Regions from separate parts of the Mus musculus genome. Here region 2 is linked to region 1. The links are chromatin loops, found by intact Hi-C in ENCODE. Cell type or tissue: heart. All regions are shown on one strand. Each heading gives the region's core, and the rest is flanking DNA. Links, peaks and the distances in the headings are about the cores only.

Evidence for each region. A loop is a pair of places that touch in the nucleus more often than their neighbours do. Peaks named below come from ENCODE experiments on the same cell type or tissue, not always from the same donor. Only the 100,000 strongest peaks of a DNase experiment are listed, where the experiment ranks them.
Region 2: it touches region 1 in a loop (2.4-fold over the local background); 1 of 42 quality-filtered maps calls a loop at or near these places.

What each region holds. Positions count from the first base shown.
Region 1 is chr7:45,797,675-45,806,030 of GRCm38, reverse strand. It overlaps Lmtk3 (lemur tyrosine kinase 3), which reads right to left. Exons shown (of 15, transcript NM_001290990.2): 12 at 7,438-7,832; 13 at 5,460-5,595; 14 at 4,982-5,119; 15 at 1,887-2,399. The coding sequence ends at 2,383. Among named protein-coding and RNA genes, the nearest start is that of Cyth2, 12 kb to the left of the region's middle. In heart, for the core only: no CTCF peak of the experiment used is centred there; DNase peaks (open chromatin) are centred at 3,304, 4,480 and 5,302; H3K4me3 peaks cover 1,127 bases; H3K27me3 peaks cover 800 bases.
Region 2 is chr7:45,461,976-45,464,475 of GRCm38, reverse strand. Bax (BCL2-associated X protein) reads left to right here. Exons shown (of 6, transcript NM_007527.3): 5 at 973-1,077. Among named protein-coding and RNA genes, the nearest start is that of Ftl1, 3.3 kb to the right of the region's middle. In heart, for the core only: a CTCF peak has its summit at 1,429 (motif pointing right); DNase peaks (open chromatin) are centred at 265 and 2,495; H3K27ac peaks cover 115 bases.

The sequences.
Region 1 (8,356 bases), core at 3,002-5,501:
CAGGTGCTTGTGTCACTGCAAATTGCTTTAAGCTGACCTTCAAGCCAAGTGTCAGGGGAGGGGGACTCATTTCAATCCATGTGCTAGGTGAGGAAGAATTAAGGTGTTCAAAGCCAGATTGAGATATGTGAAACCATGCCCTTCCCGGTACCCACCAACATACCCACACACATAAAAAGTTCCCAAAGTGGGTGTTTGGACAGAAGGCCACAGAGGGTGCCATGTGGGGATGAATGCAGAGTGGGGCAAAGCACAGACAAGCCAACGGAGTGCCAACGGTTACCTGAAGCCAGGCTTGCAAAACACGGAAGAGATTTTTCCAAATACTGATGTCGGTGGTCTTGGTCTTGTAGCCTCCACAATTGTGAAGCAGTAAGTTTCTGTGGTTGAAGATAACTGAATATGAGTTTGTGGGGTGAGGGCTGGTACGATAGTATACCCTCCTTCAGACCAGGGGTCCTGATCCCAGGTTCCTCCCTCAGATGCAGCAGTTCTGGCCCCAGCCCTCCTCCCTGGGGATTAGACCTTTAACTTTGCTCCCTGCAACTGGGTAGGACATTAGCATCTCAGACTTTGGATTGGCCTGGCTCTCACCCTCTTCACTCAGACTGAGGCATGAATGTCCTGTCCCTCCCTCATAATCCACCAGTTCAGGCCACAGCCTTCTCTCCTCAGACCTAAAAATCCTGGCCCTTGCTAGGTGTGGTGATGCCTTTAATCCCAGCATTCAGGAGGCAAAGGCAGGCTAATCAGTCTCTGTGAATTAGAGGCCAGCCTGGTCTACACAGTGGTTACAGGACAGCCAGGGCCACAGACAGATCTTGTCTCAAACACACAGATACACAGAGTGAGACAGGTAGACAGCACAGGTCCTAGCCCACCTCTCTTGACTTGGCATTAGGTCTCTAACTCTCATTCTTTGAACTAGGATGCCAAGATCCAGCCCACTCTACTACCATGATTCCCTCCCCAACCTGGGCAGACCTGCCTCTCAATCATGTCGCCGCTTGCCAGGCAGCAATCCAATCCTATGATGGGGAAGGAAAACCCTACTGTAGGGGTTTCCTGTGACACCTTCCACCCTGTGTCCTGTCACCCCTATATACCATCCTGCTTAAACCCACCCCTTGCTTTGGCTCTCTTCCACAATGTAAATTCACTCCCTTCATGTAAATTCTGATCCCCAAGTGTAGAGGATGAGGGACCCAAGTCCAGAGACACCAACAGCCTAGCCACTGAGAAGCTAAGGACCAGGCAGCCACGGGAGGGAGGGAGGGGACAGGGACAAGACCCAAATATAACTAAGGCAGAGAGAAGCACGGGGAGATGCATGGGAGAACACAGACACAGGAAGAAACCAGAGCAGCAGTCCTAGGTCACTGCGAGGAAGACTGGACAAAGACAAGCAGTCGGGCAGATGAAGAACAACTGGCAAGGGCCAGGGCTGGGGGTGAGGGTGTGCATGCATGATCATATAGACAGTATTTGTGTGCCGGCCCAGAAGCTGGGCAGTAACAGAGAAATGAGTGGATGGAGCCGGCCAGTGCGGGCAGGCAGGCCAGGCAGTGGCTGGCAGGTGACTCCGCCGAGTTTCAGCAGATCAGTTCTGAGTCTCTTCCCACCACCTGGTCTGGCCCTGTGATAGCTTTCAGACCCTGCAGGAACATGATTACCAAAACTGCCTGGTCCCAAGCCATCATCACTGACTCCTCATGGAACAGAGAAGGGTAAGTCAGGGCTGCCACCAATGCGCTGGAAGGGAGGCCAGCAAGCTCCACTGTTGCGTGGGCGCCTTGCCTCAGGGCCATAAGGAAAGGACAGGGACTTTCATGCAGTGTCTACTCCTGGCACCTCCCTCCCACCTCCCCAAATACACACAGGCCCCATTTTCCTCCAAAAGTTGTTTTTGTCTTTTTTTTTTAAATAATGTGAAAATGTCACGCGAAGGTTTGAATCAGAGGCCCCCTCCAGGGGCCAGGCTTGGGGGAAGGGGAGACGCAAGATGGGGGGGGGGGGCCAGGTTCCTGAAGCCAGTGGCCCTCATGGGGCCAGGAGAGACCTCTGCTGTGCCAGGGGGCTCTGGGCCCAAAAGAGTTCGGTTCAGTTCAGTTCCAAGACGTGTGGCTGTCCAGCGATGGGGCTTCCTGCCTCATGTGGCTCCAAGGGGGTCGGGGGGGTCAGGGGGATCAGGGGACTCATCTGGGGGGCTGGGTGGAGGGCCTGGGCCTCCTGTTTGGCACATGGTGGAGGAGAGGGAGGGCCCAGCCTCAGGCACCTCCCCAGAGGCTGTGTCAGTGTCAGGGGCAATGGCTCCATCGTCCACACAAGATTCTGCTCGCAAGCCCTCTTCTTGGGATGCAAAGGGGCTGGGTCTTTGGGGAGTCAGTTCTCCACGGGGCCTGAGAACAGAGAGTAGAGAAAGGATGGGAATCAGGGGAGACAGAGTCAGGGGAGACAGGCTTATGGTTTCCAACTCAAGGCAAAGGCCCAGGAAGCGGCACCATCCTATCCTCTCTGTCCTCATCCAGCCCTCTGCTCCAGGCACACTGCCCTCAAATGTTCCAGATACCGTTCTACTTCAGGGGCTTTTTGCATCTGCTGTTCCTAGTGTCTAAAATGCTCTTCCTAAGTGGTTCAGGCCCCCTCTTTTGAGGCCTTCCACAACCATTCTGGGTCCCCTGTCACCCTCAGACATCCTGGGTTATCACTTGCTTCCTCTCTTTTTTTCTCAGGTGTTCCTCTCGGGTACTGAGTATTTATTAAGTATAAGTTATTGTGGAAGAGCCCGGCGACTGCTCGCACCTTTATTGCATAGGCGGAATATGGGGCCTGTACCTAGGCCTGTGTCACACAGTGTCTTCACCAACAAATTGAGTGTGTGTGAGTGTGTGTCCCAGCAGCCACACATCACAGCCTGATTCATCCTCTGGACCTAGAGCACCAAGGCCCGTGGGGTGAGGGGTCCACCCTCCCCTGTTTACATTTCTGTGCTGACAGCCCAGGTCTGGCTACACAGAGGCACCAGAGCCCACTGCCCTTCTTGAGTGGAAAATGAGGTCCACTCCTTTTCAAAGTACACAGGATGAGTTCCTCACTCAGGACCTGGTGTCAAATAGAGGGTATGAGAGTGCCAAGGGGGCACTCACTGTGGTCTGGGGAGACAAACGTGTGTAAGTTTCCCCACCCATGCCCAGCGGGAGTATCTGTGTGAGTAGGCAAGGATTTGGGACTTCATACCACTGGGCCCTCCGTCTCCACTCCTGGTGACTAAGCGTGAGGTCACCTTGCTAGCAGCCTTGATCCTGACTCACTATCTAGCTGATGTCCCCACACCCTAGACCCACCCTGCCCTGTGCTCACAGGGGTCCTGAGATGGAGGTGTCAGGAAGTAACATTTGAGGTTAGATGGGGATGTAGTCCCAATCCTGTCTCTACCGCCCCTCCTCTGCCCCTGCCTTGCCCCTCCTCTCTTCTTGCGCTTAGTTCACAAACCTCTCCGGCTTAGCCTCTCCTCAAGCACCCAGCCTCTATTTGCTTCCATTCCCAGGCCCCAGGCCCTTCCCTGCTTACTGGCCTTCATGGTTCCCTAGGACCCTGTAGGCAAAGCTCTCCTAAATTTGTTATTATTTATTTACTAATTATTACTATTAGTAAATAGTATAGTATTGTATATTTTGGTTTTTCAAGACAGAGTTTCTCTGTGTAGCCCTGGCTGTACTGGAACTTGCTCTGTAGACCAGGCTGGCCTTGAACTCACAGATCTACCTGCCTCTGCCTCCCAAGTGGTGTTCACAATGCCCGGCCCCCAAGTCCTTTATAACTTGACCCATTTACTTAGCCGCGGCCCAACTCTGAACCCTGAGGAGCACCAGGCCTGTCTTCTGTTCTTGAACTAGCTAAACTCTTCTGCCTCCAGCCGTTGTGCAAGCTGTTCACACACCATCACAGGAGCTCCAGGCTGCATGATCGTGTGTGCGAGTGTGTGTGAGAGTGTGTGTGAGTGAGTTGAGTGTGAGCGTGTGTGTGTGTGAGTGTGTGTATGTGCGTGTGTGTGTGGTGTGTGTGTGTGTGACTGTGTGTGTGCGAGTGTGTGAGTGTATGACTGCGTGTGCGTGAGTGTGTGTGTGCGTGTGTGTGAGTGTGAGTGTGTGTGCGTGTGTGTGAGTGTGTGCGTGTGTGTGTGTGTGTGACTCTGTGTGTGTGTGTGTGTGTGTGTGTGTGTGTGTGTGTAGGGGGGATTATGCCACTTATACCCTCATAACACTCAGGATCAGGATCCATTCTCATTCCCATTCTACAGATGAGGATGCTAAGGCAGAAAGGGACACTGACTGGCCAACGTCACACAACTGAAAAAAGGCAGGGTTAATCCTGAAACTCAGAGGATCTGGGGAACTAACAGCTCCTTCCCCACATCCTGGGCGTTCAGCATGGTGGCCAGCAGGGGGCAGGAGAGAACTGATTTTCCATCTGCACAAGGACCCAATAGACGCGTACCACGAGAGGGCAGCACCCAGGGCCAGCAGCCGGGCCGGAATTATGGCTCTATGCTCCTTTCTAAGTGCCTCAGTTCTTTCCGTAAAAACCGTGGGACTAAAATCCACTGCAAGGATCGCAGTGAAATTGAGCGAGTAGCAATGTGTCAGGTCACTGTGAGCTCGCTGCTGTGATTCCTGTTCTCTGGGTGTCTGCCATATCCCCTGGCTTTAAGTGCCCTTGGAGAGGATATGGAGATCCACCAAGGTATCCGAGCTCAGAAATGGGAAAGATGGACAAGGGAGTGTGTACTTAAGGATCCTTGAAGAAGCAACTGAGGGTCAGAGACCGGTGTAACTGTCCAAGGCTGTGAATGGGAACCAACTGGTCTTAGCTGAGAGATGTCAATGTGACTGAGTGGGTGAATGGAAGAGAGAGAGAGAAGCGAGGTAAGGGAGGGCAGGTTGGGGAGGGGTGGGATAGGGTCCTGCTGGAAGCACTGTACCTGCGGGCCGGGCGTCGGGAGCCCGGGCGGGAGGCCCCGGGGTCTCCAGTGCAGGTGAGACGGAGAAGCGGGAGAAGCACAGGGGGGGGCCTGGCGGGGGGAGGAGGGGGAAATCCTCCGCCCACTCGAAACTGCCGCCTAGGGAGAAAGTGAACTAGACTTATACACCAGCTTAGCAGACCAGCACAAGGCCGCCTTTAGCCCTACCCTCCAGCAAGGCTCCATCCCTCCTCCCACTTCAGATACCTTTCCGCCCCCACCCGCCTCAACCAGCCCTTGCCTTCCTGAGCTCCGCCCAGGCCCCTCGGTACAGCTCCAGCCTACAAAGAGTGGATGGGTTCCTAGATTCAATCCTTCTCTTCCAGGTCACCCTTAGCCCTGCCCTTCCCACATGACACGCCCATTGCATAATAAGGCCACTCCCTCCACTCCCAAGCCCCGCCCTCCCGCAGCCCAAATCTTGGGTTCCGCCCCTCACCAAAGCCGCTGTCGCTGTTGGGAAACCCATCTCCTGGGGTGGTGGGGTGGGGAGGCGTCGGGGGCGCTGGGGGAGTTGATGGCTCCGTGTCCCCCTCGGGGGTGCCCTGGACGCTCAACTCGTTGGTTGGAGTCTCCTGTGAAAACAAGAGAAAAAGAATAGGAAACGTATTGTCACACCCAACCACGGCATCTCAATAATTAAATAAAACCCAACGATATTGCTGGGGCTTTCAGTACCCCATTTTGTAATTGCTGATGTATTGTATGGAGAAGTTAATGGAACTTTCATCTGCCTTCAAAAGTTCCTACAAGCTCTAATCTCACCCTGGTCTTTGTTCCTTACCTAACTATAAAGCCCCACCCAGCTCAGGAATTCCTAAATTCAGCGAGCAAGACGCTGTTCTAAACCCCGCAGCACCACCTCCAAGATCTTGGCGGCAGAGATCCAAACCTATGTCTTGGAGCTAACAGCCTGGTCCTGTAGCCTCCCAACCTCTAACTCCAGCCACGCACCAAGGGACAATTATCCCAGTCCCACTCAAACTCTCAAAGTCCCACCTTGAGTCTGGCAAGGTGGGGACCCCCTTAATTCCAGCGCTCAGGAGACAGGGTCAGGTGGGTCTCTTAAGTTTGAGACCAGCCTGGTGTACAAAGTGAGTTCCAGGACAGTTAGGGTTATACAGAGAAACCAAGATGCACATGGGTCTCCGAGTTCTAGGCCACCCTTCTCTACAAAGTTCCAGGACAGCCAGAGCTATACAAAGAAATCCTGTCTCAAACAAACAAACAAAATTGAAAAGTCCCATTTGGGCCAGGCAGTGGTAGCGCACGCCTTTAATCCCAGCATTTGGGAGGCAGAGGCAGGCGGATTTCTGAGTTCGAGGCCAGCCTGGTCTACAAAGTGAGTTCCAGGATAGCCAGGGCTATACAGAGAAACCCTGTCTCAAAAAAAAAAAAAAAAAAAAAGTCCCATCCCATTTTGGAATCCTTTGGTCTCATGACTCTGAACACTGCACCTGACCCTGTTTTCAACTATCTCACAACCTGGCCTCAAACAGTCTCACCCCAGGTTTACATAGCAAGGCTCAGGCAATAAACCTCTTTTTTTTTTTTTAAATATGGGGATTTCAGGTCCAGATGACTTTGGTAAGTTGATTATTTGTCTGTTTGAGACAGAGTTTCGGTATGTAGCTCTAGCTGCCCTGAACTATTCAGATTACATTAATTATAGATTGTCTCGACTCTGCCTCCTGAGAGCAAAGATTACTGATCTAGGCGACCAAGCCAAACTCACTCCATATTAAAGCTCCACGTGATGAGATCCGCCCCACTTAAAGCCCAGCCCCGGGAGGCTGGAGATGCTTAGAGGCTAAGGTGTAGGCCTTTTCCTGCCTACCAGAGTTTGCTGCCCAGCACCCACATCAAACACCTCCCTCCACCCACTGACAGGGCCACGCAAAGCTTTTGAAGCTTATTGGGGACACCCCCACTCAAGAATATACATAGGCACATATTAGAGTCAACTCCACAAGATTGTTGTCGATAAAACCAGGCCCCAAAGCACTAGGTTTCGCCCTCAGCAGACCCAGGCTCTGCAACCATTCTCTTGAGTAGTCTCTAATTTTATTCCTAGCCTGTCTAGGCTTCTTCTACCTGACAGCCTTCTAAACCCACCAACACTCCTCGGGTCTCTCCTTGATTTCCCGGCCCTTTCGTAGCAAAAGCCCCTATCCCATTCCTGGTTCTACTCCTGCTATGCCCGTTCACCCCGTCCAGTGCCCCCCACCCCCACCCCGGCCGCTGCCCCAGGCCCCGCCCACTTGCCGCCACTTCCTTCCAGGCTCCACCCACTGAGCCGGCTACCCAGGGCACTAGAACACGTAAATCCCTCTGGGCCCGCCCCCTTCACCTGGACCACCCGGAGGTCCATCTCCCTGCAGTCCGGGTGCTACGTGCACTAAGTGTAGCCCCCTCACCTGGTCGAAGAGGTAGACGGTCACGTCCCCGTGGAAGGAGACCATCTTGCGCTTCCTCTCCAGCTCGCTGTCCTCTGGCTCGTCGGCCGCGCGTGGAGACTTGAGCAGCCCCCGCAGCGGGCGGACCGTGTCCCCGTCGGCGCTGCTCACCACGACGGGCACTGGGGCTTCCCGCGTCCTCCCGGGATCCCGAGAGCCCGCTGCCTCCTCGTCCTCCTCGTCCTCGTCCTCGTCCTCCCCGTCCTCCTCCGCTGGCCCCGGCGCCCCCGCCCCGCCGGCCTCCCCGCCAGCTGCCCCTGCGTCCGCGCCCTCCCAAGGTGGCCGCCGCGGGCCCGGGCCCGGGAACGGCGTGAGCGTGAGCGGTGGGAGCGCCAGCGAGAGCCGGGAGAGTTTGGCTGCAAGGGGAGAAGACAGGTGAGCTCCAGCCCCGCACACAGCCTGACACAGAGTCAGGCTCTGCCCACAGCTGTATGCTGGGGGGCTCCTGAGGCCTTTCTGTGCGCACAGTGGGAGAGACCCCTCCCCACTGCAATGCATGCTCTCAGCACCCAGAGCAACAAGCTTCTTCCACAGCACCGCGCCCCGCTGTTCTCTCCATTCTGAGCCCGCCGCATTCAGGACTCTCTATTTTTGCCCCCTAACTCAACATTTATATATGCCATTCCCTCTGCCTGGAACCGAGTCCTTCACGTTCTCCAGCTCGGGGGGTGGGGGGAGCCCCAAATCTGAGCCACCTCTAAGAGCCAGTCACACACGCTCTGGCCACACCCCTCCTGCCAAGGGCAGCAGCAGTTCAGCCCTGGTCAGTGTGCCTGGCCTCGGAACACAACCGGCCCTCACGCAGCTTTAGGTCTGTGCTCACAATCCCTGGGGCTAATGAACCAGTGTCCCCTGCAGAAGGGGCGTTTCCTAGCCACTT
Region 2 (2,500 bases), core at 1-2,500, 340 kb after region 1:
TGTGGTTGTGGGATTTGAACTCTGGACCTTCGGGAGAGCAGTCAGGGCTCTTAACTGCTGAGCTCTCTAGCCCTGACCTAGTTTATTTATTTATTTATTTTTTAATAAAAGCAAACAAAAACAAAGACAGAAATGGACGTGACAGTAGGTGTGGTAGTGTAGCTGAGTTTTGGGGGCCTGAGCATAACATGGATGAAGCCTTAGGTTCTGTCTCCTATCAGCATACACACAAATACCAAAGAGGCGCTGGGACTGCAGATCAGCTGGTGGTGCTTGGCTGGCATGTGTCCTGGCCCTGGGTCAGTGCCACATGAACTAGGGGTGGTTGGAACATGCCTCCAGTGCTAGCACTTGGAAGTTGGAGGTAGGAGGATCACAAGTTCAAGACTAGGCTGTGGTGGGGTGTGTTGGAGCAGGAAGTTGCTGCAGAGCCACTGTGGCATATTTTACTTGTTATTTGTAGTGCTACTGTCACATTTGGGACACTCTTGATTGTCCTCCATGCCATCCCCCACCTCCTTGATGAGGTTTCATGCCTGAGCTGACGGGTCTTCAGTATTGGAGGTGAAAGGAATGTAGGTCAGGAAGAGAGCATTGTTCCAGTCAGGAGAGCAGAGCCTCAGTTGGCCAGGAGGTGGTCTTCTCTGGTCTAGAAAACCACTCTAGGAAGTGACTTAGGCAGGCCGGGCAGTGGTGGCGCACGCCTTTAATCCCAGCACTCGGGAGGCAGAGGCAGGCGGATTTCTGAGTTTGAGGTCAGCCTGGTCTTGAGCCTTACCTCAGCCTTTTGGTTTTTACCTAGAGGGTGCTGAGGAGTCAGGGCTCCTGAGCAGGTAAGGGAAGCTTTAGTTTATAATTAGTAGAGGAGAGACCGCTTAGCAGAGGCAGAGGGTTAAAAGCAAGGGCTTGAGATCACCTCTGGGCAGTGGGGACAAGATTCAGTCCCCAAGTGTAATCTTCCCACTCCTGCAGGCCCTGTGCACTAAAGTGCCCGAGCTGATCAGAACCATCATGGGCTGGACACTGGACTTCCTCCGTGAGCGGCTGCTTGTCTGGATCCAAGACCAGGGTGGCTGGGTGAGACCCCTCAGGCCTAGCTATACTTGAGACCTTCCTGGTGCTGTGATCCTTTAATACACTCCTCATATTATGACCCCCAGCCATTAAGTTATTTCTTTTTTTTTTCTTTAAAGATGTATTTATTTATTTTATGTATGTGAGTCCACTGTAACTGTGCAGATGGTTGTGAGCCTTCATGTGGTTGTTGGGAATTGAATTTAGGACTCCTACGCACTCTGGTCAACCCAGCTTGCTTAGTCCCTGCTTGCTCTGGCCTAAAGATTTATTATTATCTTTATTTAATATAATCTTTATTATATTAAAGGTTATTTTAAGTAAACCGTTGCTGTCTTCAGACACACCAGAAGAGGGCGCCAGATCTCATTATGGGTGGTTGTGAGCCACTATGTGGTTGCTGGGATTTGAACTCAGGACTTTTGGAAGAGTAATCAATGAGCCATCTTGCCAGCCCTATAAAGTTATTTCATTGCTACTTCATAACTGTAATTTTGCTGCTGTTATGAATCATAATGTAAATATTTGATACGTGACCCCTCTGGGATCATGAACTAAAAGGTTGAGAGCCACTTTTTCAGATCTAAGGGTCAGCACAGAGGTGCCCCCGGGCATTCAGACAATGATCTAAGCTAGGTATCCTTAGATCTACTATCTTAGTGCCTCTGGTACCCACTGACTTCCATGGCCTGACTTGATTGCTCCCTTCCTTTCTGGAATCTCTCACATGCACTGGGTGATCCTTTGACGACCATCTTGTTGTGTTTCTCGTTTATTTATTTACATCGTGAGATGGCCTCCTGTATCTCAGGCTGTCTTCAGACTCACTCTGTAGCTGAAGATGCCCTTGACCATTTGAGCTCCTGCTTCCACATGTCAGTGTAGGAGCTAATGGGATAGACAGACCCCAGGCCTTGTGCGCTCTAGGCAAGCACCCTACAGGCTGAGCCTTTGTCCTCCCTGTCATGCATACAAGCCTGGTCTGGAAGTTACTATGTAGCCCATACTAGTCCAAACATGTGGTCTTCAGTCTTACCTTCTCAAGTGCTGAGATTACTGCTATGGGCTACCACTTCCAGATGTTAATCACGGGTTTTTGGTTTTTTATTTTGTTTTGTTTTGTTTTGTTTTCATTTTGTTTTGTTTTCCCATTTTGGGATCGTGGGTTGAGTGGGATACTTTTTACATTTGCGCGCACGCGCGCGCGCGTGTGTGTCCTTTTGTGCATGAGCTATCTTGCTGGCCCTAAGTTTTGTTTTCTGAGTGAGGATCTCAATAAACTTCACAGGTTGGCATTAGGCTTACAGCCCTCCTTCCTAGGGTTCCTGAGTGCTGGGGTTATAAGCCCAGGAGCGCCTTAGCATCCCTTCATGGGAAATCTCTTTCTTCCCCCTGCAATTTGGTATTGAAGTCACACCCATCTCTC